3 separate regions of the Homo sapiens genome follow, and all the other regions are linked to region 3. The links are chromatin loops, found by intact Hi-C in ENCODE. Cell type or tissue: HCT116. All regions are shown on one strand. Region 1 overlaps VCL (vinculin). Region 2 overlaps VCL (vinculin). Region 3 holds the start of LOC124902454 (a long non-coding RNA gene).

Region 1 (8,000 bases), 220 kb after region 3:
TCTCCTGCTTAAACCCTTCAGTGGGGCCTGTACTTTCACAGAGGATAAGGCCAGGGCTCTGTGATCTAGCTCTGACACTTCCCATACCTGTTTCCTACAAACCCCTCCCTCTCATTTCTGGCCCTAGCTATACCTAGTTGCTTGTGGTTTCCTGCACAGTCTGTCTTTTCCATGTCTTTGTTTTTTCTGTGTAATTATCTTCCCCTTCTTTTTTGGTGAATTACTATTTATCCTTCATCCTATTATCCTTTGTTTCCTAGAGAGGTTAAGTGCTTTTTCTTTTGCTCCTACCTATAGTATCAGTGCTTAGCTCTATTATTGTACATAGCACACTGTATTGTAAATCTGTTTTCGAGTGCTTTTTTCTCACTGGGCTGTGAGTTCCTTGAGATGAGGATATTGTGTTTTACTCATTTTTGTGTCCTCAGCACCTGTCTCAGGGTCTGGCACATAGTAGGTGCTCAGTAAATTTTGGTTGAGTGACGAGAAAAGCAAGTTAAGCAGTTAGTTAAATCAGAAGGAGCAGCAGTCATGGTCTGGCATTGAGATGGTCAACCAAGGATATTAGGTAGGTAAAAGCCCAGGAGATCCAGAGTGTGGGAGACCAGCTAGGGTAAAAGAACTGAGGCCACGGGAAGGAGGCTAGGAGATCAGGGATTTTAGGCAGAGATTCTCAGCATTAAATGGCAGGAACCCATGTAGTTAAATCCAAACAAGAGGCTGGCGTGGGGAAGAGACTTGAGAAGATAGACACAGAACACTGGCAATGATTTGGAACCTGCTATTGAACCAAGAGACCTTTAGAGATTGTCTAGAGCCAGAACTGATCTCCAAGTTAGGCAGAAGTTGACAAAAAAGAGGACGCATTCCACTAGGCAGCTCCAGACATGTTCGTGTAGTGTATAAACCTGACCCAGTGCTGTTGGGAAGCATCAGTTCTAATAATGCAGTAAGTAAGTAACTGAATGTGAAGACTAAATAAACCCCATTCTCCAAAGCTTATCTTCTAGTTTGAAGAAGATAAGCTTTTGCAAGAATCTATTCTAACAAATGACCAAAGATCTCTTGCTACTTTAAGTTTAATAGTCCCCTCCACAGTATGCAACCTTGCACAGTATCCCTGTTAAAGGAAACATTAACTTTTTTAGAATTTGAGAGCTGAATGAACAATTAAGTAGATGATTTTGCATTTGGGGTTAATAAAAGTCAGTCATCCTTGCCCTGAGGCCTGAGTGTGAGCACCAGCTATCATTTTTCCCTTGGAGGTCAATGGCAGAGTTTTTACAACATTAATGGTAATGGGATATATGAAGGATGCTGCTCTGGGGAGCCTGGAGCTCAATTTAGGACTGTGTGGATGTTCTGGGCTTTTAATGTACCCAGCTGCCTACAATAGAGCCTGGAGTGGGCTTGACTGTCTTCTTCAAACTAGAAGATAAGCTTTTGAGAATGGGGGTTGTTTAGTCTTCACATTCAGCAAATTACTGCAGAGTATATAATGCTCCTGCTTGTACCTGGTAAGCACTGGTTGAACTGGAAATGAAGGTTATGTGCGTGTGTGTGTGAGTGTGTTTGTGTGCATTTGCACATGATGGTGATGGCTAAACGTCTGAGGAGATCCATCAAGGCCAGGATTTGGAGTTTGACTGTTGTTTTATTAACTAGGGTTTGATGTCATCTCTAAAGTCTTTGAGCAGTTGCTGCCCTTCTTAAAGGATGAAACTTTTTCTTAGGCTGCCTGACCCATTTTATTGAAATAAATGTTCTTAATATCTGTTTTTTCCTCAAGGTATTTGATGAGAGGGCAGCTAACTTTGAAAACCATTCAGGAAAGCTTGGTGCTACGGCCGAGAAGGCGGCTGCGGTTGGTACTGCTAATAAATCAACAGTGGAAGGCATTCAGGCCTCAGTGAAGACGGCCCGAGAACTCACACCCCAGGTTGGGTTTTGCTCATTCCTCATACAGTGTTCAGTAAAGAAAGTTAATTACAGAACAGTTTCTATACATTTTTGAATACTTACCGTAAGATGGCATAAAAAAACATATACAGGCCAGCACGGTAGCACCTATAATTCCGGCACTTTGGGAGGGTGAGGCGGGAGGACTGCTTGAGCCTGGGAGTTTGAGACCAGCCTGGGCAATACAGCAAGACCCCGACTCTACCAAAAAAAAAAAAATTAGCTGGGTGTGGTGGCGCATGCCTGTGAACACAGCTATTTGTGAGGCTGAGGTGGGAGGATTATTTGAGCCCAGAAGGTTGAGGCTGCAGTAAGCTTTGATTGCCCCACTGCCCTCCAGCCTGGGGTGACAGAGCAAGACCCTGTCACCGTCTTTATACATTTTCATAACATTTGAATTTTTTTTTACAAGGACTATTTATTAGTTTTTTTTTTTTTTTTTTTTTTTTGAGACGGAGTCTCGCTCTGTCGCCCAGGCCGGACTGTGGACTGCAGTGGCGCAATCTCGGCTCACTGCAAGCTCCGCTTCCCGGGTTCACGCCATTCTCCTGCCTCAGCCTCCCGAGTAGCTGGGACTACAGGCGCCCGCCACCGCGCCCGGCTAATTTTTTTTGTATTTTTAGTAGAGACGGGGTTTCACCTTGTTAGCCAGGATGGTCTCGATCTTAGTTTTGAAAGTAGAAAAAATTAGTAAAGCAATCCCCTTGCCACATACACACATAACTAGGAAAATATTTGGATAATCTTTTTTTTTTTTTTTTTTGAGGGACAGAGTTTCGCTCTTGTCACCCAGGCTGGAGTCCAATGGTGTAATCTCAGCTCACTGCAGCCTCCACTTCCTGGGTTCAAGTGGTTCTCCTGACTCTGCCTCCTGAGTAGCTGGGATTACAGGCACCCGCCACCATGCCCGGCTAATTTTTCTATTTTTTAGTAGAGACAGGGTTTCTCCATGTTGGCCAGGCTGGTCTTGAACTCCTGACCTCATGATCCGCCCACCTCGGCCTCCCAAAGTGCTGAGATTACAGGCATGAGCTACTGCGGCCGGCTTGGATAATCTTAAGAGGCTACTTTGTTTTGATTTTGGAGTTTATATCTTTTCTCCACATCTTTGTGAGAGTTTTTTTTTTTTTTTTAAATTGATCTGTTTCTATAACTTTCTTTTTTCTACTTATTGTGTAACAAGGCATGGCTAGTAAGTTTGGGAGCAAAGGAAGATTGGGAAAAAAAACCAAACTGTACAGTTATTAAAAGTTTACTATGTGATAGGTTTTCTTAAAAATATTAGCTCAACATTATTTAGTGTGATGTTTGTGCAATTTTTCTTCTATTCAAATTATAGAAAATTCATTATTTTTTCATTTATTTATTCAGACATTTACTGAGTGCCTATGATACATTCGAAACTATGCTAGGCTTTATAAATTTGTGATACTGGCTTATGTGTGAACTTGTGAGGAGATATGGGGGAAATAAACATGTCTCTGAATCATTAAACTTTTGCCTGTGTGGCGTGTTAATAAATTAGATCCTCTTGTCCAACTTTTTAACTTGTCCAACTTTTACACAATTTTTCATAAGCTACAAACATGTCTAACACTCTTTAAAAGCTCCCATAAAACATGGAACATAAAATACAATTTCAATATGAAACTGAGATTCCTAAAAAGGAGGAACAGGAATCTAGGCTTATAACACCAATTATAGATAAAATGAGGACTCTGGAGACAGATTTGGACTTGAGACCTCTGTGAGTTTTTTTTTTTTTCCGAGACGGAGTCTTGCTCTGTTGCCCAGGCTGGAGTGCAGTGGCATGATCTTGGCTCACTGCAACCTCCGCCTCCGGGGTTCAAGCGATTCTCTTGCCTCAGCCTCCCCAGTAGCTAAGATTACAGGCGTCCACCACCATACCCGGCTAGTTTTTTGTATTTTTATTAGAGATGGGGTTTCACCATATTGGCCAGGCTGGTCTCAAACTCCTGACCTCAAGTGATCCACCCGCCTCGGTCTCCCAAAGTGCTGGGATTATGGGTATGAGCCACTGCACCCGGCCGACTCCTCTGTGCTCTTGATGCTTAGTCTCTCATCTGTAAAATGGAGCTAACTCCTTCCTAATGGACTCTATTTGGATTAAGAATATGCATGTACAGCCTGTATCTTACCAGATACGTGGCAAATGTTAATCCTTTTTTCCCCAAATGCTGTAACTGACTGGCCAGGACCTCTTGAGCAGTCACTTAAATTTTCTGAGACTTGGTTTTTGCATCTCTAAAGTAGAGATATTAACTGTCCTGTCTCATGGGGTTGTTGTGAGGATTTTTTCTTCATATTATTCATAAATCAGTTTTGAGTACTTTTCGGTATCCTTCTTAATGGTGATTTTTAAGATGGAAGAGTTGACATCAAGTGTTTAAACATATGCCAGTTTTGTGTATGTTCTTCTGAAGTATCAAGTGGACACTCATTTACTTTGTCACTTTATTACCTTCTTAAAATCAGGCTGTGATGGTAAAACCTTCCTGTGAAGGGCCCATTCTGGGGAGCTGTTTATTGAGACCAAACCTCATGTATTCAGCCTGAAAAGAGACTTGCCACTTTCTGGCTTTACAGTGCCATCTGTAGGTAAAGAGGAGAAAGCTTGGCTGAAGGTTTGTATCTGGAGAGCAAGGGTGCTCTGGTGTTTAAAGGTGTTTTGTCATTGTCAGGTGGTCTCGGCTGCTCGTATCTTACTTAGGAACCCTGGAAATCAAGCTGCTTATGAACATTTTGAGACCATGAAGAACCAGTGGATCGATAATGTTGAAAAAATGACAGGTAGAGTTTTCTATACAAATCTTGTTGTCTAATCCATGAAGAATGAGTTCTGAGAAATTGGAGCGGGACTGGTTCTGTTACTCAGCTGTAATTGGATAAAGGGCCGGTCACGTGCTGAGCAGTGTACTTGGCTCTGCTTAAGGCTGCTGAGCAGTGGCGGCTTCTCATTCAAGCCTTGCAACTTTGTCAGAAGAGAGACTCTTTGAGTCTCTTTTATTTTAATGCTGCCCTCCTGGCGTGATGTTTATTGTCACCACTCCTATCTTCTCTTTGAATAGTGTCTTTGCCCAGTCCGAGCCCGAGTTTGGTTTCAGAGGCTGGGAGGCGGTGTTTGTGGATACAGTAAGTGTCCCTGTCATTTTCAGTGGGTTCACATTTCAAGGAACCACAATAGCTACCATTTAATACAACTTGTCTCAAAGTTTCCTCCAACTTATCAACTACGTAGTTTTTTTAAAAAGGAGAAACCAACCACCAGCAAACCTGTGTCTGTGCAATTGAAGTGGCACCTCTGAATCGTCTTCATTCTCTGTAAAGGGAGAGATAGGAAAGAAGGAATGAGGAATGTAGGCTTTTTGCTGTCCCTGCAGAACCTGCTGTGACTGGGGTCCATGGCAGCCCGAGATGAAAGTGGAACTCCTGAGGTGTCTGAAGAGAGGTAACAGGAATAAGAAATAGGCTGTTAGGGTTATTGGAATCCTCCGCATGGCTCATCTTGAGCACTACAAGCTGCCAACAAGCAACAGATGGCTGGGGAGTGAGAGGGACAGGGAGAAAATATTATTCACAGATAACGTGGTGGTGATGCAGTGATGGTTTCAGACATATTCCTTGTTTCCTCCCGATGTTGCATTTCTGGTTGTCTGGGGTGGATACAAGAAGGCTGGCAACCACGGTTGGTATAAATGCTGCAAATCCAGATGGGCTTTTGGGCTATGTCCTCACTGTTTTTTTTAACTGTGGTGTTTACCTGGAAGCTTTTGATTATGTAGGAAGAGTTTGAGCTGAAGAAGAGAATTCTGGATGTTATACTTTCTCATGAGAAGTTTGAGTGGATAACAGTGTTTTGGAGTTTCTGTTCTTCTAAATTGAAACTAAATTCCATTTCTGTTTTCCTAACAGGGCTGGTGGACGAAGCCATTGATACCAAATCTCTGTTGGATGCTTCAGAAGAAGCAATTAAAAAAGACCTGGACAAGTGCAAGGTAGCTATGGCCAACATTCAGCCTCAGATGCTGGTTGCTGGGGCAACCAGTATTGCTCGTCGGGCCAACCGGATCCTGCTGGTGGCTAAGAGGGAGGTGGAGAATTCCGAGGATCCCAAGTTCCGTGAGGCTGTGAAAGCTGCCTCTGATGAATTGAGCAAAACCATCTCCCCGATGGTGATGGATGCAAAAGCTGTGGCTGGAAACATTTCCGACCCTGGTAAGCAATGCATGGCACTATGTCTCACCTCCACTGAGAGGTTAACTCAGGAAAGGTCGTGAGGGAATATGTACCCCACAACCACCACATACAAAGTCTGGGGGCAAAAACTATAGACACTTAGTTTGAGAATGCTAGATTAATCTTTTTCCATCCAAGTCTCTGCAGTTATCAGCAGGCTTGTTGTATGTTAGTTTTTCTGGACCAACTTCTCTGTGCTTTCTTTTTTTTTTGAGACTCTCACCCAGGCCAGAGGGCAGTGGCATGATCTCAGCTCACTGAAACCTCCACCTTCTGGGTTCTAGCGATTCTCCTACCTCAGCCTCCCGAGTAGCTGGGATTACAGGTGTGTGCCACCATGCCTGGCTAATTTTTATGTTTTTAGTAGACAGGGTTTTGCCATGTTGGCCAGGCTGGTCTTGAATTCCTGACCTCAGGTGATCCACCCGCCTTGGCCTGTCAAAGTGCTGGGATTACAGGTGTGAGCCACCGTGCCCAACCTCTGCGCTTTTTTAGTGCTGGGATTACAGGTGTGAGCCACCGTGCCCAACCTCTGCGCTTTTTTTTTTTTTTTTTTTTTTGAGACGGAGTTTTGCTCTTGTTGCCCAGGCTGGAGTACAATGGCACAATCTTGGCTCACTGCAACCTCCGCCCCCGCCTGGATTCAAGTGATTCTCCTGCCCCAGCCTCCTGAGTAGCTGGGATTACAGGCTCCCACCACCACACCCAGCTAATTTTTTGTAGTTTTAGTAGAGGCAGAGTTTCACCATGTTGGCCAGGCTGGTCTCAAACTCCAGACCTCAGTTGATCCACCCGCCTTGGCCTCCCAAAGTGCTGGGATTACAGGCATCCAGCCTGTGCTTTCTTAATATGGTCTGGCTAAATAGCTCCTCGCCTTGTTCAGTCATTATTTTGGAAAATTTTCAAAAGATGCATGATAACCAATTTACCATCCATTTAGTTTATGTAACTGGTGTTAACTTCTCTTGGGCTTTTCTTAAAATGCTTTTTTTTCTTTGTAAAGCATTCTCAGTTTCTATCAAATCTGGAGGGCTTAAGTTGATCTGTGGGTCTCCTAGGCCCTACACCTAAAGAAAATCTGGGTTTTCTTTAGGTGAATTTTGATCATATTTTTGGTACTACCATGGCAGATCATAATTGGAGCCGCTCCTTTGGTTGAAATCATCTGAATTCCTTCCTGTTTTGAACATCTGATGTTTTCAGTCTTGTCTATGAGTAGAATGCAGTCAATGCAAGAGAGTAGGAAGGAGGGGCTCCCCTATTCATCTCTGGTTCAGGCAGAATCTTTCTAATATCCAAAACCCATTATCACTAAGGACATGCTTGGTTTCCTAATTGGAGTTTCTAATAGTAGAGTAGATTCCTGAATTCCAGGCAACTGAACAGAGTAGCGCAGCTCAGCATAAGGGTTAACATACTGAATGCCAAGGACAGCAAAGGAGTAGAGAGAAAGGTGAGAAGTACTTCAGGGAATGTATGTCCAATCTGAAACTGACATCTCCCATGTTCTGAGTTGGGCAGGCTTATCTCTTGACTGCCTCATCATAAGAGAGGTGATGGATGCCACCTGAGCCCAAAGTGTTCATGCCCAGGGATCTCCTGGGTACTTTTTAGTTGTACAGCCAAGAAGGCACCCTGAACACTAAAAGAACAGCTGGTTTGTGATGCTTCCAATGCTCTGCAGGCCTCAGGGCATCTGCCTTGTCCTGCCTCCCCCCTTCTTCAATCACTGCCCGTGATATTTACTGGCAGCTTCACATCCAGCTTTTGTTCATGGAACCAGT
Region 2 (8,000 bases), 200 kb after region 3:
AAAAGAGATGCTTATTTTTTAACCTAATGACATCAGAATAAAAAAAGAGGTTTATTTTTAACCTAATTTTGCTTTTGTTTTACATTTATGTGGTTCAAATATCAAAGTGCTGCAAAAAGATATACCTGATAAGTCTTCCTCCTAACCTGGTTCCCATCCACTCTACCGCTCCTCACCCTCTAAGAGTAATCATTTCTATTGGTTATCAAAATAGAAAAAAATTTTACCCTGAAAATAGAAATTGGTAGCTAGGATTTTGGCTCTTTTTCAGTTTTGTAGCATTACGCATCTTTCATTGCTCCACTGTAAGCAGTGAATTAATCAGACCTTTTGTCTGACTGTGACTGCTGGGTTCCCATTCTGTTTAATGCATACAGTGTCTTTCACCTCTTCTCGCCCCTACCAATAAATAATTAACTTTGTCTTACCATACTTGTTTCATGCCTCCCCATTGGTGCAGTATTCTTCTGGAAAGTGATGATTCCTCTAGAAAAGTGGGGGAAGAAAGTAAGTGGAAAAAATTCTTGGTAAAAGTGCGTCTTGCCGAATAAGTTAAGATTTTAAAGAGGCAATGCAATAACTGATTATTTTACCTTTTATACCTATATTCAAATTGCACATTTACAAATTTAAAAGTAACTTTGACTTTAAACACTTCACTTATTTTAAAAGTAAAAAGTTTCCTTTTCTTAAATCAACAATCATTTTATAGTGATCATTAAAAATTAGGTTAGCATTTTTTTCTGAAAATACATTATTTATTAAAAGAATTTGAGTTAAACACAATTCTAATTCTACCCTTTGTAAATTTAGTGCTCTACATTTAATTTTTTTGGTATTTATATTACTTGTATCTTGATGCATGCTGAGAATTAAGAGGAAGTGAGATAAAAAATTAAAAAAAAATTTCACTGCTAAGACTTTGAACCCTACATAGGCACTCCTGCAGCTTTGCACCGTGAATCATTAAATTCTATTATTCAGAATTAGTTCCTGTGGTGGGTCTCTCCCCACTGTGGTCCTGGGCTGGTGGTGGGTAAAAGTAGTAAGTGACTCAGATGCCTTATACAGAAGATTAGCAAACTTAACTAAGGCAGGAAATGTTGGTTAGAACTTGTGAGTGTGTAATACTACCCCCTTACTTGCAGACCACTGGGATTTAAGAGTTGATTTGTTAAATTAAAAAAAGGTCATTTGTGGGCTTTCTATGAGCAAGTGTTCTAGTGTTTTGTTTTTAGCAGCTAATAGAATGAAAGATCTCTAAGAGCTTGAGAGAAATAGTTAATTCAGGCATTTATGATATTTTATCTCCCTGCTCCCCATGAGGAGAAAATCCCAAAATAAATTGATGTTTCCCTTCTGATCTAAGTTATCTTTGGCTAGTACATCTGATCATGCACTCATAGGTAGCATAGATTTTTAGAGCCAGGAAGGTATTCTTAGAGATGAGGAATTGAGACCCAGAGAAGGTAACTTGCATGAAGTCTCAGGACTAGACAACTTTCTCTTGTTTAAATGTAGTTTGTAAGATTTTGTTCTACTGCCCAATCTATACTTTCCAGAAACATCTTAAACCAGAAACATCTGGTTTAAAACATTGACTTGCAGGTGGAAATGAGGTTAGAAAGGGGATGGAGTGGGAAGACAGGTGTTGGTGGAGGGAGAAGGGAGAGTATGGTGGGCAGTCATGGAGAGAGGTTCTTATTCCCCATATTTAAAATTTTCAAGAGCCTAGGATTGCAGGACTTTACTTTTTTAACCGAAGTTCCTCTTGATTGTCCATAGAAGGAGGTCATTATTATTCACAGGTGTTCTGAGGCCTAAATCTATGTTTAATTTAAGGAGTGTTTCAGTTCCTAGGAAAGCACGTACAAATGGTTTAGCTTGTCGTTCCATCTTTTGGTATGCAGGGAAGAGTGCCAAGGCACTGTATTTTTTTCATTTAAAACATGAATTCATAAGAATTTTATGTTAAGAAGGAGCATAACATGGTGGGGGAGGACCCAGATAGATTCAGGCCAGCTGTCCCCAAAGCCACATGACTAGACCTGGTCTTTTTATACTTCACTCTTTCAACACCCACAAACCCCCTGAAAAACAAACCAAAAACAGATAAGAAATTGGTAGAGACTTTTCTTTTTCCCAAAGTTGAGCTTTTACAGAGAAGAATACTCAAATGAAGGTGCAGTTTTTCTCTCTTCTATTTCATATCTGAATTATACTGACCTGAAATATACAGACCTACATGACAAGGTTTAGCAAAATGGTTTGTGGTACAAAGCATGGCTGACCACAAGGGTTACGATTATTTTCACCCTTTATAAATATATCCCCAAATTGACTTCTGTCCTAGTTGTCCAGTGAATTTGTTTATGTCATATTCATTGTTTGTATACTTACATGCTTATGACAGAATTCTGTCAATTCTATAATAAATATTGCCTTTCAAAAGAAATATATATGAAAGTCTTAGGAGAAAAAAATTCCCTTAGACATGTTTGTTTTTACTAGATATGACTAACATAAAATGGTTACTTATAACCTACTGTTTTCCAGAAAGAATTTAAGATGGCTCTTTCAGTTATTGTTTTAAATCTCTGAAATTGTCTAAAATTAATGCTGTTAAAAATTTTGGTAACTTATTGAAAGTCGCAGTTATTAAATGCAGCTTCATTCAAAATTGGCTATTGGTTCCTTTTAGGGGAAAATGAACATCTCTTAATTTTAACTTCTTGACGGTGTCACACCTCCCACTGAGCAGTAAATTACTCACTTCCTGAGAATTACATTCTTTCCTTGCAGTACTGGCCATTAGAGCTTTATTAAGGAGAAAAAAAGAAATGATTTTTGAGGATGCTGAATAGACAAAAACTATTTTTTCCATTGTGTTTCAAATCATTTTTGGGCATTGGAGAATAAAAGCAGTCATTTTTGTTAGTGTAGATTATGAATTTGATTTCTGGAGCTTATTTTCTCTGCAGTATTAACCAAAGTCAAAACTGACAAGGCAGAGATTTGCTGACTATTGTTGGAGATTAGTAGAATCTTTAGCAACTCTCCTTGGTAAAAGAAAAAAAAATCTTGTTTCATTTGATAAGCAATGAGGTTTGGAGTCAACAAACCTGAGATCAAATTAGGTTTGTAGGAGTCAGTTCCTGTTTCTTAATTTGTAGTATTATTTAAATGACATTTAAATTTGAGATTCAATGAGGTAAGGAGGGGGAAAGTAGCTAAAACAGAACCTAACATGCAGGGAATGCATATTAAATTCAATGCATGTCAGTTGAATTTAGTTTCCTAACTAGTAGCCTTTAATGTTAGAGTAGACATAAAAATTTCTGACCTTCGTTTCCCTTTGAATTTAGATTTTTGAAATGTAATAAATACCTATTGCTTTTCTCACTGAAAATAAAAGTGTGTTAGGAAAATGGTTTAACAGGTTTTAAGTGAAATATTTTTACATTGACATAATTATTCTCCAGGATGTCCACACACTTCCTAAGTAAGAGTTTGTGATTAAAAGAAAACCTATGCCTAGATAACTTGTGTTAGATCCTGAAGGCTACCCAGTTCTCTGAGGTTAGGAGTTGCCTGGCCTCAAGTCTTTTAAAAAGTTATTGATTCAGGCCTTGCTAATTTGGAATTAAGCTAAAGTTGACCTTTGCATTAATTTTGAAGGCAACGTTTTCTGCACAAATTAATTTAAGACATGATAGGAGAGATTTGCTGATATTCAAACCATTTGAGAATCAAAGCACTTAAAAATACCACATATCTTCTTCTAATTACAAGTGGATTTTGAAATAGATCCTCTTATGATTCTGCCTTTTATTGACAGCTACCATGGTTACATATAACTTGATAATAAAAATATTTTGTTTTCAATTTTTTTGGTAATTTAGTTCACTTCTTTTTCATTGCTATAGCTGAGAATTTGCTATTTAGAGCCTTAGATAGCCAAGGATTCAACAGGAGAATCATCTGTGTCTGTTTAGAAGGGGAAGGAGGGATTCCGACAGTTGAGAGATCTGTCTTTTGAATAGGGGGCTTTGGAACAGTTGTGGACCTTGAGCCTAACTATGGGTGCTGCCAATGCTTATTTGTGATAGTGCTGTATCTTTTTTTGAATTGGAAGTGGGGATGCTCCTGGTGCCCCCGTGTGGAAAACTAGTGGTGCAACACCTTTAAGAACCCCAGTTGTGCAGGATTGGAAACTGAAGGAAGCTAGGACATTGCCTAGAATTTTAGAGGTTAACTTTGTGCTTTGATGGCTTAACTCTGTAAGAGTCAGTTTCCTACAGCAAAAAGGAGGATAGATGGTCTTTGAAGATGCTAAATAGAGACTTAAGAGATGGCTGGTGTTATATTGTTCTCTGTGTTTTTATGTGTTTAAAAAAATTTACGGAAATACTTAAATACATTTAAAGTGATTAGTCTGTTGTTTCAGCTTCTCCTGGTGTATCCTGGGAGATTTTATGCTAGTTTCCTGATAGTCCTCGTGAATCCTGGTTGTAAAAAATAAGCTGAGACCCATTTATTCTATCCTGCATCTTCTTCCAGGTGAGGGATAGTAAGGGAACTAAGAAGGAGGAATAGCAGGGAAGGTCAGAAAACACTTCTAAATTATATTACTTTGAGGGGTTTATTTGTAGAATTAAAATTAAACTGCTAGATTAACATTTTCAATTGTTTCTTCCAACCAGTAATTCCAAGTTTTTCAGGTTAATTGAATATAGTGAAATATCATCCAGTGTGTGCATTTCAAAACAAGATGTAAAAGAACTGTGATTTGTGGCACCACATACTAACGAGGCTTCCCTGAGGTGGGAAGGGCTTTGGCAAGGCTGCAGTAGATGAATGTTGACTAGTGGAAAGGCTGACAATGAGGCATGTGACAACAGGGCTTTTTCCTGCTGAAGACATTAAACATATTCTGGCTTGAGCAATTTTACCAGTTTTCACAGTTTTAGCAATAGGGAACCCAATTCCACTCTGTTTAGCAACAGAGTAGAATTAACTGAATATTTGCATGCAAGATGCTGCATTTTGACAGAAATGAGAATTGTGGTGTGGTGACAATATTTTTAAGGCCTTCGTAGGACTGACTACCTTAGCTATGTATGTTAATGCTGTAACTTCTTCTCTGTCTTACGTTCTATCATGGTATCTCAACTTTTGCAAAGAAAATAATGGTGGGATTTCTTCCCAAAAGGACACTGAAGCCATGAAGAGAGCATTGGCCTCCATAGACTCCAAACTGAACCAGGCCAAAGGTTGGCTCCGTGACCCTAGTGCCTCCCCAGGTAACCCTCTAGTTCTGCTTTTCTGATCAATACAACGAGAAGCTAAAAACCAAGCAAATGAAAGAAAGAAATTTTCCCATAATCTCATCATCTGAGAGAACTACTGTAACATTATGGGGCATACCCCATTATCTGATAGTTCTGAGTAACTGAAGCAAGTAGTAGGCCTTACAAGGATGAAGGGAATAGATTCGATCACCTCTAATCACGGAGGAGTAAGTCATACTGAGCTGGGCATTCTTTGCAAAATTTTTGGTTCTCCCCTTCCCTGAATCCAAAAGGTAATTATTTTGAATGAAAGTTCTTCTCTTCCAGTTCCCATTGAGCAGACTTCCATTTATGTCAACAGAGTTCTTAATTAAGCAGATTAAATCATGATGCCAATGAGAATTGGAAAGTTGACTGTATAAAGATAAGACCCAAATAGGTTATTGAACTAGGCTTTATTGATTTTCTAATCTAATATTTATTCTGTTTTAGATTAATATTTGAATGAATGTGAAAAACCTAAAGTAGGTTGGAGGTGCTAAATACTATTAAATTGTTAGAGTCTGTTTTCATCATCCATATTCTTACCACAAGCTACTTAGTATCTCCAAATAGATACAGTTCCAAGTATCTTTTTTTGCGTGTCTGTTGTTGAAACCTCACCCTATGGTTTAAGGGCACTGCTTGGCTGTTAGCTATCAGATATGTTGCCTTCTATTCACTCGTCTTGTTTAAAATCATCCATTCCTTGGTGAATGAAATGACTTGTAAAGTATCCTCTCTAAATAATGAATGTGTCAACAATGTAGTTATTGAATATCTCTTTATTTTAGGGGATGCTGGTGAGCAGGCCATCAGACAGATCTTAGATGAAGCTGGAAAAGTTGGTGAACTCTGTGCAGGCAAAGAACGCAGGGAGATTCTGGGAACTTGCAAAATGCTAGGGCAGATGACTGATCAAGTGGCTGACCTCCGTGCCAGGTAAAAGTTCCTCTGTCCTTACAGAGCAGTAGTGGGTAACTCACTCCTAACAGGGTGATTCAGAAAACAAGCCTCTGCCAGTTTTGAGTTATCTCTTTGGCTAGTAGATAACAGAGATATTATAGTCTATTAAATTCTTTTGAGATGGAGGTGAACTTTCCCTTTGCTGACTTTATTTATTTATTTATTATTTTTTGAGACAGAGTCTCACTCTGTTACCCAGACTGGAGTGCGGTGGTGCGATCTTGGCTCACTGCAACCTCCACCTCCCAGGTTCAAGAGATTCTCCTGCCTCAGCCTCCCGGGTAGCTGGGATTATAGGCGCCCGCCATCACACCTGGCTAATTTTGTTTGTTTGTTTGTTTGTTTGTTTGAGATGGAGTCTTACTCTGTTGCCAGGCTGGAGTGCAGTGGCGCGATCTTGGGTCACTGCAACCTCCAGCTCCGTGGTTCAAGCAGTTCTCTGCCTCAACCTCCCGAGTAGCTGGGATTATAGGCGCCCGCCACCACGACCAGCTAATTTTTGTATTTTTAGTACAGACGGGGTTTCACCATCTTGGCCAGGCTGGTCTTGAACTCCTGACCTCGTGATCCACCCTCCTTGGCCTCCCAAAGTGCTGGGATTACAGGAGTGAGCCACTGTGCCCGGCCACACCTGGCTAATTTTTGTATTTTTAGTAGAGATGGGGTTTTGCCAGGTTGGCCAGGTTGGGCTGGGATTACAGGTGTGAGCCACCATGCCTGGCCTGACTTTATTTAAAACATGTTTTTATTTATTTATTTATTTATTTATTTAGAGACGGAGTCTCGCTCTGTCACCCGGGCTGGCATGCAGTGGTGCAATCTCGGCTCACTGCAACCCCTGCCTCCCAGGCTCAAGCAATTCTCCTGCCTTAACCTCCCAAGTAGCTGGGATTACAGGCATGGGCTGCCACACCTGGCTAATTTTTTATAATTTTAGTAGAGACAGGGTTTTACCTTGTTGGCCAGGCTGGTCTCAAACTCTCAGGTGATCCACCTGCCTTGGCTTCCAAAAGTGCTGGGATTACAGGCGTGAGCCACCATGACCTGCCAAATTTTTTCTTTTTCTTTTTCTTTTTCTTTTTTATTTTTTTGAGATGGGAGATTCGCTCTTGTTGCCCAGGCTGGAGTGCAATGGCGCGATCTCGGCTCACTGCAACCTTCGCCTCCTGGGTTCAAGTGATTCTCCTGCCTCAGCCTCCTGAGTAGCTAGGATTACAGGAATGCGCCACCATGCCCGGCTAAGTTTGTATTTTTAGTAGAGACGGGGTTTCTCCATGTTGGTCAGGCTGGTCTCAAACTTCCGGCCTCAGGTGATCCACCTGCCTTGGCCTCCCAAAGTGCTGGGATTATAGGTGTGAGCCACCATGCCCGGCCAAATTTTTTATTTTTAATGACATGGCCTTGCTCTGTCACCCAGGCTCAAGTGCAGTGGTATGATCATAGTTCACTGTAACTTTGAACTCCTGGGCTCAAGCAATGTTCCTTCTTCAGCCTCCTGAGTAGATAGAACTATAGGCATGTGCCACTATGCTTGGCTAGTTTTTCAATATTTTGTAGAGATAAGGTCTTGCTATGTTTTGTGGTCTCAAACTCCTGGCCTCAAGTGATCCTCTCAAAAGTGTTGAGATTAAAGGCGTGAGCCACCACTCCTGGCTTGAACTTTTAAAATACACAAATGCCTAATAGTAAAGTTGAAACTTGTTC
Region 3 (8,000 bases):
GGCAAGAGGATCACCTGAGAGGTCAGGAGTTCGAGACCAGCCTGGCCAATATGGCGAAACCCTGTCTGTACTAAAAATACAAAAATTAGCCAGGTGTGCGGGTGTTCGCCTGTAATCCCAGCTATTTGGGAGGCTGAGACAGGAGAATCACTTGAACCTGGAAGGCGGAGGTTGCAGTGGGCCAAGATCGTGCCAGTGCCCTTTAGCCTGGGTGACAGAGCGAGACTCCATCTCAAAAGAAAAAAAAAAAAAAAAAAGAAAGACCCATGTCCAACTCTCTGGACTCCAGGCAAGGTCCAGAGGCTGCTAGGTCCCAGACCTGAGCTACAAATGATCCCCTTCCAGACATTCCCACTTGAATGTCCCACTATCCACCCAAATTCAACATGATCCCCATCCAAATTAACCACATTGAGAAGCTGGATAACATGGTGGTTAAGAACACACTAGCCATGGGAGCCTGTGAGCATTTCTTTTGTTTTTTGTTTTTGAGACATGGTCTCGTTCTGTTGCCCAGGCTGGAGTGTAGTGGTGCAATCACAGCTCACTGCAGCCTAGACTTCCCAAGCTCAATCTATCCACCTACCTCGGCCTCCTGAGTAACTGGTTCTACAGGTGTGTGCCACCATACCCAGCTATTTTCTTTTTGTATTTTTTGTAGAGACGGGGTTTCACCATGTTGCCCAGGCTGGTCTCAAACTCCTGACCTCAGTGATCTGTCCGCCTTGGCCTCCCAAAGTGCTGGGATTACAGGCATGAACCACTGTGCCTGGCCTGTGTTTTATGACTTGTCTGCGCCTCAGTTTTCTTACTGGCAAAATAGGAATAGTAGTACTCACTTCATAGACTTTTTTTTTTAATTAGCATCTAATTTATTTTCACTGGCAAAAAAATGTATATATTTATCATATACAACATGTTGTTTTGAAATATGTATACATTATGGAATGGCTAAATGCAGCTGATTAACATATGCATACCTCACATACTGTTTTTTGTATTGAGAACACTTTAGAATCGACTTTCTTAGTTATTTTCAAGAATACAGTACATTGTTATTAACTATAGTCACCATGCTAACTTATTTTTTTTTGAGACAAGGTCTCGCTCTGTCGCCCAGGCTGGGGTGCAGCAGCATGATCCTGGCTCACTGCAACCTCTGCCTCCCATGCTTAAGTTGGTATTACAGGTACGTGCCACCAGACTCAGCTAATTTTTATTTATTTATTTATTTATTTATTTATTTATTTATTTATTTATTGTAATTTTAGTGGAGACAGAGTTTTGCCATGTTGGCCAGGCTGGTCTCAAACTCCTGACCTCAAGTGATCCACCCACCCCAGCCTCCCAAAGTGCTGGGATTACAGGCCACTGCACCCAGCCAATCACTGTGCTGTATCTCCTGATAGATCTCTTGAACTTATTCCTCCTATCTATTGATAGGATTTTATGAGGAATAAATTATCAGTATAAGTGAAGGGCAAAACAGTGCCTGGAATAGTCAGGGCTCAATAAATATTAGCCATTGTAACTATACCCCTTGCCAACCTTGACCAGTTTTCTTCTCAGGTTCCCTTGGCTCTGACAGTGACGTGACTAGTTGCTGATGACCTAGGTTCAGAATCTTGGAGTCAATCTTGACTCATCCCTTATCTCGCTTAGAGGGCAGAGCTGGGTTTGAATTCTGGGACTGCTGCTTACTATTAATACTTGTGCGACCTGGGCAAGGTAACTAAGCTCCCTGAGCTTCATGTTCCTCATTGGTAAAATAAAGATGTTGTAACTTTCACTGTAGGGTTGTTATAATAATTTAATGATAGTATTTGTAGGTGAATGGTTCGATGCCTGATGCTAAATAAATGGTACTTGTTATCATTATCATCCTGTATATCATTAGGAACTGACACCTATATATTTTTCCCTTTACATGTCCTTGTATCCATCTCTTCTTTTTTATTTCCCTCCCACCATCCTGGACTAGGCCTTCCTCAGCCTCCCGAGTTTCTGCAGTAGCCCTCCTTCTAACTTTGCTGACCCATTTTATTCATTTTCCTCTTTCTTTTTCTCTTTCTTTCTCTACCTTTTTTTTATTTCCTCCCTCCCTCCCTCCTTTCCTTCCTTTCCTTCCTTTCTTTCCCTTTCTTCCCTTCCTTCCCTCCCTTCCTTCCTTCCCTATCTCTTTTTCTTCCTTTTTAAGAAATATTGGCCAAGTGCAGTGGCTCACACCTGTAATCCCAGCACTTTGAGAGGCCGAGGTGGGTGGATCACCTGAGGTCGGGAGTTCAAGACCAGCCTGACCAACACGGAGAAAACCTATGTCTACTAAAAATACAAAATTAGCCGGGCATGGTAGTGCATGCCTGTAATCCCAGTTACTCAGGAGGCTGAGGCAGGAGAATTGCTTGAACGCGGGAGGCGGAGGTTGCAGTGAGTCGAGATTGCGCCATTGCATTCCAGCTTGGGCAAGAAGAGCAAAACTCCGTCTTAAAAAAAAAAAAAGAAATATTAATGGGACATTGTCTCAGTGCTGGGGATATAGTAGTGAACAAGGCTGGTCGCGGTGGCTCACGCCTGTAATTCCAGCACTTTAGGAGGCTGAGGCAGGTGGATCACCTGAGGTCAGGAGTTCGAGACCACCCTGACCAATATGGTGAAACCCCGTCTCTATTAAAAATACAAAAATTAGCCGGGTATGGTGGCGTGCGCCTGCAGTCTTAGCTATTTGACTGAGACAGGAGAATTGATTGAACCCAGGAGGTGGAGGTTGCAGTGAGCAGAGATCACGCCAGTGCACTCCAGCCTGGGTGACAAAGCAATACTCTGTCTCAAAAAAAAAAAGGAGTGAACAAAAGAGGTGATGTCCCTGCCCTCAGGAAGCCACTTTGGGAGGCACTTGAGGTCCCAGCACTTGAGGTCAGGAGTTTGAGAGCAGCCTTGCCAACATGGTGAAACCCCATCTCTACTAAAGATACGAAAATTAGCAGCTGGGCACAGTGGCTTACGCCTATAATCCCAGCACTTTGGGAGGCCAAGGTGGAAGGATCACGAGGCCAAGAGATCGAGACCATCCTGGCCAACATGGTGAAACCTCATCTCTACTAAAAATACAAAAATTAGCCGGGCATGGTAGCGCATGCCTGTAATCCCAGTTACTTAGGAGGCTGAGGCAGGAGAATCACTTGAACCCGAGAGGCGGAGGTTGCAGTGAGCCGAGATTGCAACAATGCACTCCAGCCTGGGCAACAGAGCCAGACTCCGTCCCAAAAAACAACAACAACAAACACAAACAAACAAACACAAATAATAAATTTCTTCTTTTTTTTTTTTTTGAGACGGAGTCTCACTCTGTCGCCCAGGCTGGAGTGCAGCGGCGTGATCTCGGCTCACTGCAAGCTCTGCCTCCCGGGTTCATGCCATTTTCCTGCCTCAGCCTCCTGAGTAGCTGGGACTGCAGGCGCCCACCACCACGCCCGGCTAATTTTTTTGTATTTTTAGTAGAGATGGGGTTTCACTGTGTTAGCCAGAATGGTCTCTATCTCCTGACCTCTTGATCGCCCCACCTCGGCCTCCCAAAGTGCTGGGATTACAGGCGTGAGCCACTGCGCCCGGCCACAAATAATAAATTTCTTATGTTGAACATAGATTGCTTGAACAACAACAACAATAATGCCATATTTTCTCCCTACTATCTCATTTTAATCATCATAACAACCCTAAGGGTAAGTTTTGGTATTCTCATTTTACAGATGAGATTGCGCTGATTCTCTGAACTCACCCCTTGAAATGGTTGGCACCTAATTATGGGCTTGCTGTTTGCTTTCTTAAAATTTTGGTTTTAACTTCTCATTTAGATCATAGGTCCCTTAAAAGCAGAGCCCTAGTCTTCTCCTCCTTATATCTCCTTCTCCTCATATCTTGTGGCCAAGCACTGTGTGCTATACACAGTGAGTGCTTTTTAACGGGTCTGTCCGTTGGATGGATCCTGTTCTGATATGGGCCGCTTATATTGGTGGTGGTGCCATCTTGAATGCTTTCCACTCTGGGCCCAAGGATGGAGAACCTGGAGATGGTGCGGGCCACAGAAGTGAGGAGGCTAGGTCTCCACCCCAAACGGGCAGTGATTCTGCTTGTCCACTAGAGGCCGCCTTAGACCCAGTTTTAGAGAGCCGGAGAGCTACCAGATTACTCAGCCCACTCCACCCCAGGGGTCATTTCCAGCACCAAGTCTGTCTTAGAACCCAAGGCCCCACAGTCCATTATTGGTGCCTCCAGCTATGGTTTCTTCCAGTAGATCACTAGATCTCAGACATGGAATGAGCTCCAGAATAAAAGTTGCTGATGCCAGCTAGATAACAGGAGTGTTCTGGCAGGTTCCAGGTGCCCCTCAATGAGCCAAATCAACAAATGTATATGGGGCACCCAACTGAGCACCTTCTGTGTACTAGGCAGGGTGCTATACTCTGGGACTAGTTTGGTGAACAAGACCTCCCTTCTCTACTCTCCCAGCTCTTATGATCTAATGAGGTACACAGACAAATCTAAAATCAATGCATTGTGTGATAAACTGCTGACATGATTTCTCCTCCAGGGTTAGTTCTCTCTATGTCTCATTTCACTGTGAATTATCCCATGAGACACCTACTTGCTTTAGGGCAAGGAAGTAAGGCCAGAAGCAGAGAAAAGAAAATCATCCACATTTGGAGAATCACTGCAGAACCCCTCCTTTCAGGAGGTATAAGGATCTCCAGTGTCTTCTGGTAGATCTGAGGGCATCTGGGGCTGGAGTGGGTGCTGGGGACAAGGAAGTACCAGGCCACCTCGACACAGCCTTCCTGCTCTTCCTTCTCCAGGTGGCCTGGGAGCTTTGCTTGGGAAGTGAAGCAGATTCCCCAGACTTTGGGTTGTGATCTGCCTGCTTACTTTCTCACTGATTTATCTTTGCCTCTTTTTGTTTATTTATTTCTTCCTTTTTCTCAGATTATCTGTCAGTCAACATGTTTGTCAAATGAATGTGATATTCAGGGCACTCTTTTTCACTCAGAAGCATGAGGTCAAGGAAGTCACAACAGAGTTGGGGAGATAAGATACAGAGGGATAGAGACAGACTCCCGTGCAGTGCCGCATTTTTCTAAGTGCAAGTTGTGGCTGCCCGTGGCCATTTCCAGGGATAGATCCCTGGGGTCTGAGGGAGTCCGGGAAGGCTTCCTTCCTGGAGGAGCTCTCAGCCTGCCCAGTGGTGAGTTTCTGTGTGCGGGTGTTTTCAGAAAAGACAGAGAAGAGTGAAACATCCCCTCCACCCAGTTGTTCATTCCGCTGTGCCTGGACAAGGGTCTCAGAGGCCCCAGTGCTCCACATTCCTGAGAAGCAGCTTCTGAGTCAGAGCCCCAGAAACAGCTGAGGCGGCTTCAGGCTGGAGTCTTGGCTCTGTTTTCCTCCATTCTGTCCAAAAGCAACTCCCTCCGTAGCTATTTGGATGTGACCAGAAACCCAAGCAGGGCCCTGGGGTGGGAGCCTGGCTCAGCCAAAGTCTATAAAATGGATTTGTTCCCTGCATTCCCTCCAGGGCTGCAGCCGTCAGGTAAAGGTGGGTGCCCAGTGACACCTGTGCCAGAAAGCCCAAGGGGCAGGGGAGACTCACCCTGTGCCTACAAGTTACAGCCCCCAATGCAGCTATTATTGGGTTGCCTCCGGGAAGGGGGTCGTAATTAGGATTTGGCTTAAGTTAAGACAGCAGCATTCCCTGGGCAATCTGCCAGCACCTCCTCACTGCCTGGGCGTGGGGCCCAGGACATGCCAGGGCAATGCCAGAGAGCTGACTCAGGGGGCGGCATTAGGGGAACAGAAAAACCCTTCCCACCCGCCAGCCAAGAGAGGAGATGAAGCTGCCTGGGGGCCCGCTGTGATGGCCCTGCATGCCCAGACCACTAGCAGGCTGTGTATGGGGTCACTTCTCAGGCCACAGAGCCATGAAGCCCCATATTTCCTGGGGCCATCAGCAGAAGGCCAGGGCTCCCCATTCATTCTCTGAGTTCCTTTCTTCCTGCAAAGACCTCTAGCTATGCAGGTCTAGGTTCCCCAAACCCCTTTCTACATTGATGCAGGCCCTGCCATTGCCACTTTCTTAAGACTGTGACCTTGGGCAAGTCACTTACCTGGGTGAGACTTAGATTCCTTATATTTAAGATGCGATGAAGAATATCTGCTTGCCTCATAGGGCTGCAGTAAGGATCAAATGAGATAATGTCTATGAAGGTATCTTGTATATTATAAAGCACATTTATAATAAGGGTATTATTGTTGTCATCATTATTCCTGAGACAGAAATTATAGCCTCTGGCTCCTGAAGCTCAAAGTCCTCCTCTTTGCCTCCTTTATTCTGACAAGTTGCTCTGAAACCCAATGCCATAATCTTAAACCAGTCTTGAGCCTCGGAAGCATTGACACCCGCTCTTCTGCCTGGTGCTATGGTGCCAGCTCCGGGAAGCAACCCCCATCACCCTAGCTCTGTTAAACCGGTTCTTTCTCTTCTAATCAGACTCCTCCAGTCCAGTTTGCCTGCAATGATGACAAAGAAACCTAAAATAGCACAGGCTCTGCAAACACTGCTAGAAACTGAGCTTGGGGCATAAGGTGCTGTCTGTCACCCATGGGCCCGTCTGGGCATCCCAGCCAGGTGCAGCCCTCTGCCCTCCAGGGTCTGGCCTATCTTCCTTTATGCAGCCCCAGGATGACAGTTCCTCCTGTCAGCACTTTGTGTGGCTGAATTGGATGACTACCTAGAAAGCTGGCTTGGCTAGAGGTGCCAGAGGAGGGGGCTTACTGCTCCCTCGACCAGGTCCTCACCCCTGCGCTCTTGGGAACTTCCCTCGTGCCAAGAGGCCAGGTGAGCTGAGCTAATATCACAGGGAACAGCAGCTGCAACTGTGGCCCCAGGGAAGGTTGTGGACTGGGTACCGGAAAACCCTGATTCTGAGGACCCTGTGACGAGCAGGCCCTGGCTTGTCATTGTGACTACAGAACCAGTTTAGTGTGCAGCTGCTGGAGTGCCTGCCTGTGGGCCACTGGGCCTAGCTAGGCTCTGGGATTTCCCATGGGGCCTTCATATGACTTACCCTGGTGGGTGTGGTGGCTGCCAAGGCCTGATTCAAATGAGGAAGCTTGCAGCAGGGAGCCACGGGCATTTCTTGCCGCTCTAGCAGAACACTCATCATTGCCTAGTCCTTCTCTAATTGACCCGATGTTAAGTCGCCATTTGCATGTGGCACGAGTCTCTACCTTTAGAACTTTCTCATCCAGCTCTTTTGTTTTCTTTTCTTTCCTTCTTTCTTTCTCTTTTTCTTTTCTTTTCCTTTCCTTCCCTTCCCTTCCCTCCCCTTCCCTTCCCCTCCCCTCCCCTCCCTTCTCCTCCCCTTCCCTCCCTTCTCCTCCCCTTCCCTTCCCTTCCCTTCCCTTCCCTTTTCTTTGTCTCATCATCTCCCTCTGTCGCCCCAACTGGAATGCAGTGGCGTGATCTTGGCTCACTGCAACCTCCACTTCCCAGGCCCAAGTGATTCTTGTGATTCTCCTCAGCCTCCTGAGGAGCTGGGATTACAGGCACACGCCACCATGCCTGACTAATTTTTTGTATTTTTAGTAGAGACAGGGTTTCACCATGTTGGCCAGGCTGGTCTTGAACTCCTGACCTCAAATGATCCTCCTGCTTTGTCCTCCCAAAGTGCTGGGATTACAGATGTGAGCCACCACGCCTGGCCTCATCCAGCTCTTTCTTTTTTTTTTTTTTTTTTTTGAGACAGAGTCTCACTCTGTTGCCCAGGCTGGAGTGCAGTGGCCTGATGATCTTGGCTCACTGCAATCTCCTTCTCCCAGGCTCAAGCGATTCTCATGCTTCAGCCTCTTGAGTAGCTAGGACTACAGGTGCCTACCACCACACCCAGCTAATATTTGTATTTTTTGGTAAAAGCGGCCAGGCTGGTCTTGAACTCCTGACCTCAGATGATCCA

Evidence for each region. Hi-C counts contacts between places; a loop is a spot of excess contacts. Peaks named below come from ENCODE experiments on the same cell type or tissue, not always from the same donor. Only the 100,000 strongest peaks of a DNase experiment are listed, where the experiment ranks them.
Region 1: a loop joins it to region 3, with 9 times the contacts of the local background. A loop is called at or near these places in 21 of 110 quality-filtered maps.
Region 2: it touches region 3 in a loop (21-fold over the local background); 92 of 110 quality-filtered maps call a loop at or near these places.

Annotation. Positions count from the first base shown.
Region 1 is chr10:74,099,159-74,107,158 of GRCh38, forward strand. VCL (vinculin) reads left to right here. Exons shown (of 22, transcript NM_014000.3): 14 at 1,790-1,939; 15 at 4,662-4,770; 16 at 5,893-6,195. Among named protein-coding and RNA genes, the nearest start is that of AP3M1, 48 kb to the right of the region's middle. In HCT116, a CTCF peak has its summit at 4,567 (motif pointing left); a DNase peak (open chromatin) is centred at 4,563.
Region 2 is chr10:74,077,242-74,085,241 of GRCh38, forward strand. It overlaps VCL (vinculin), which reads left to right. Exons shown (of 22, transcript NM_014000.3): 7 at 5,213-5,303; 8 at 6,125-6,272. Among named protein-coding and RNA genes, the nearest start is that of AP3M1, 70 kb to the right of the region's middle. In HCT116, a CTCF peak has its summit at 4,162 (motif pointing left); DNase peaks (open chromatin) are centred at 2,280, 2,750 and 4,150; H3K4me3 peaks cover 1,092 bases; H3K27ac peaks cover 2,749 bases.
Region 3 is chr10:73,882,115-73,890,114 of GRCh38, forward strand. LOC124902454 (a long non-coding RNA gene) reads right to left here and starts at 7,349. Exons shown (of 2, transcript XR_007062196.1): 1 at 7,113-7,349; 2 at 6,348-6,555. RefSeq lists enhancers at 4,031-4,140, 5,072-6,271, 5,435-6,153, 6,300-7,258, 6,715-6,794. In HCT116, CTCF peaks have their summits at 4,123 (motif pointing right) and 4,326; DNase peaks (open chromatin) are centred at 4,151, 5,401, 5,777 and 7,097; H3K4me3 peaks cover 2,476 bases; H3K27ac peaks cover 3,923 bases.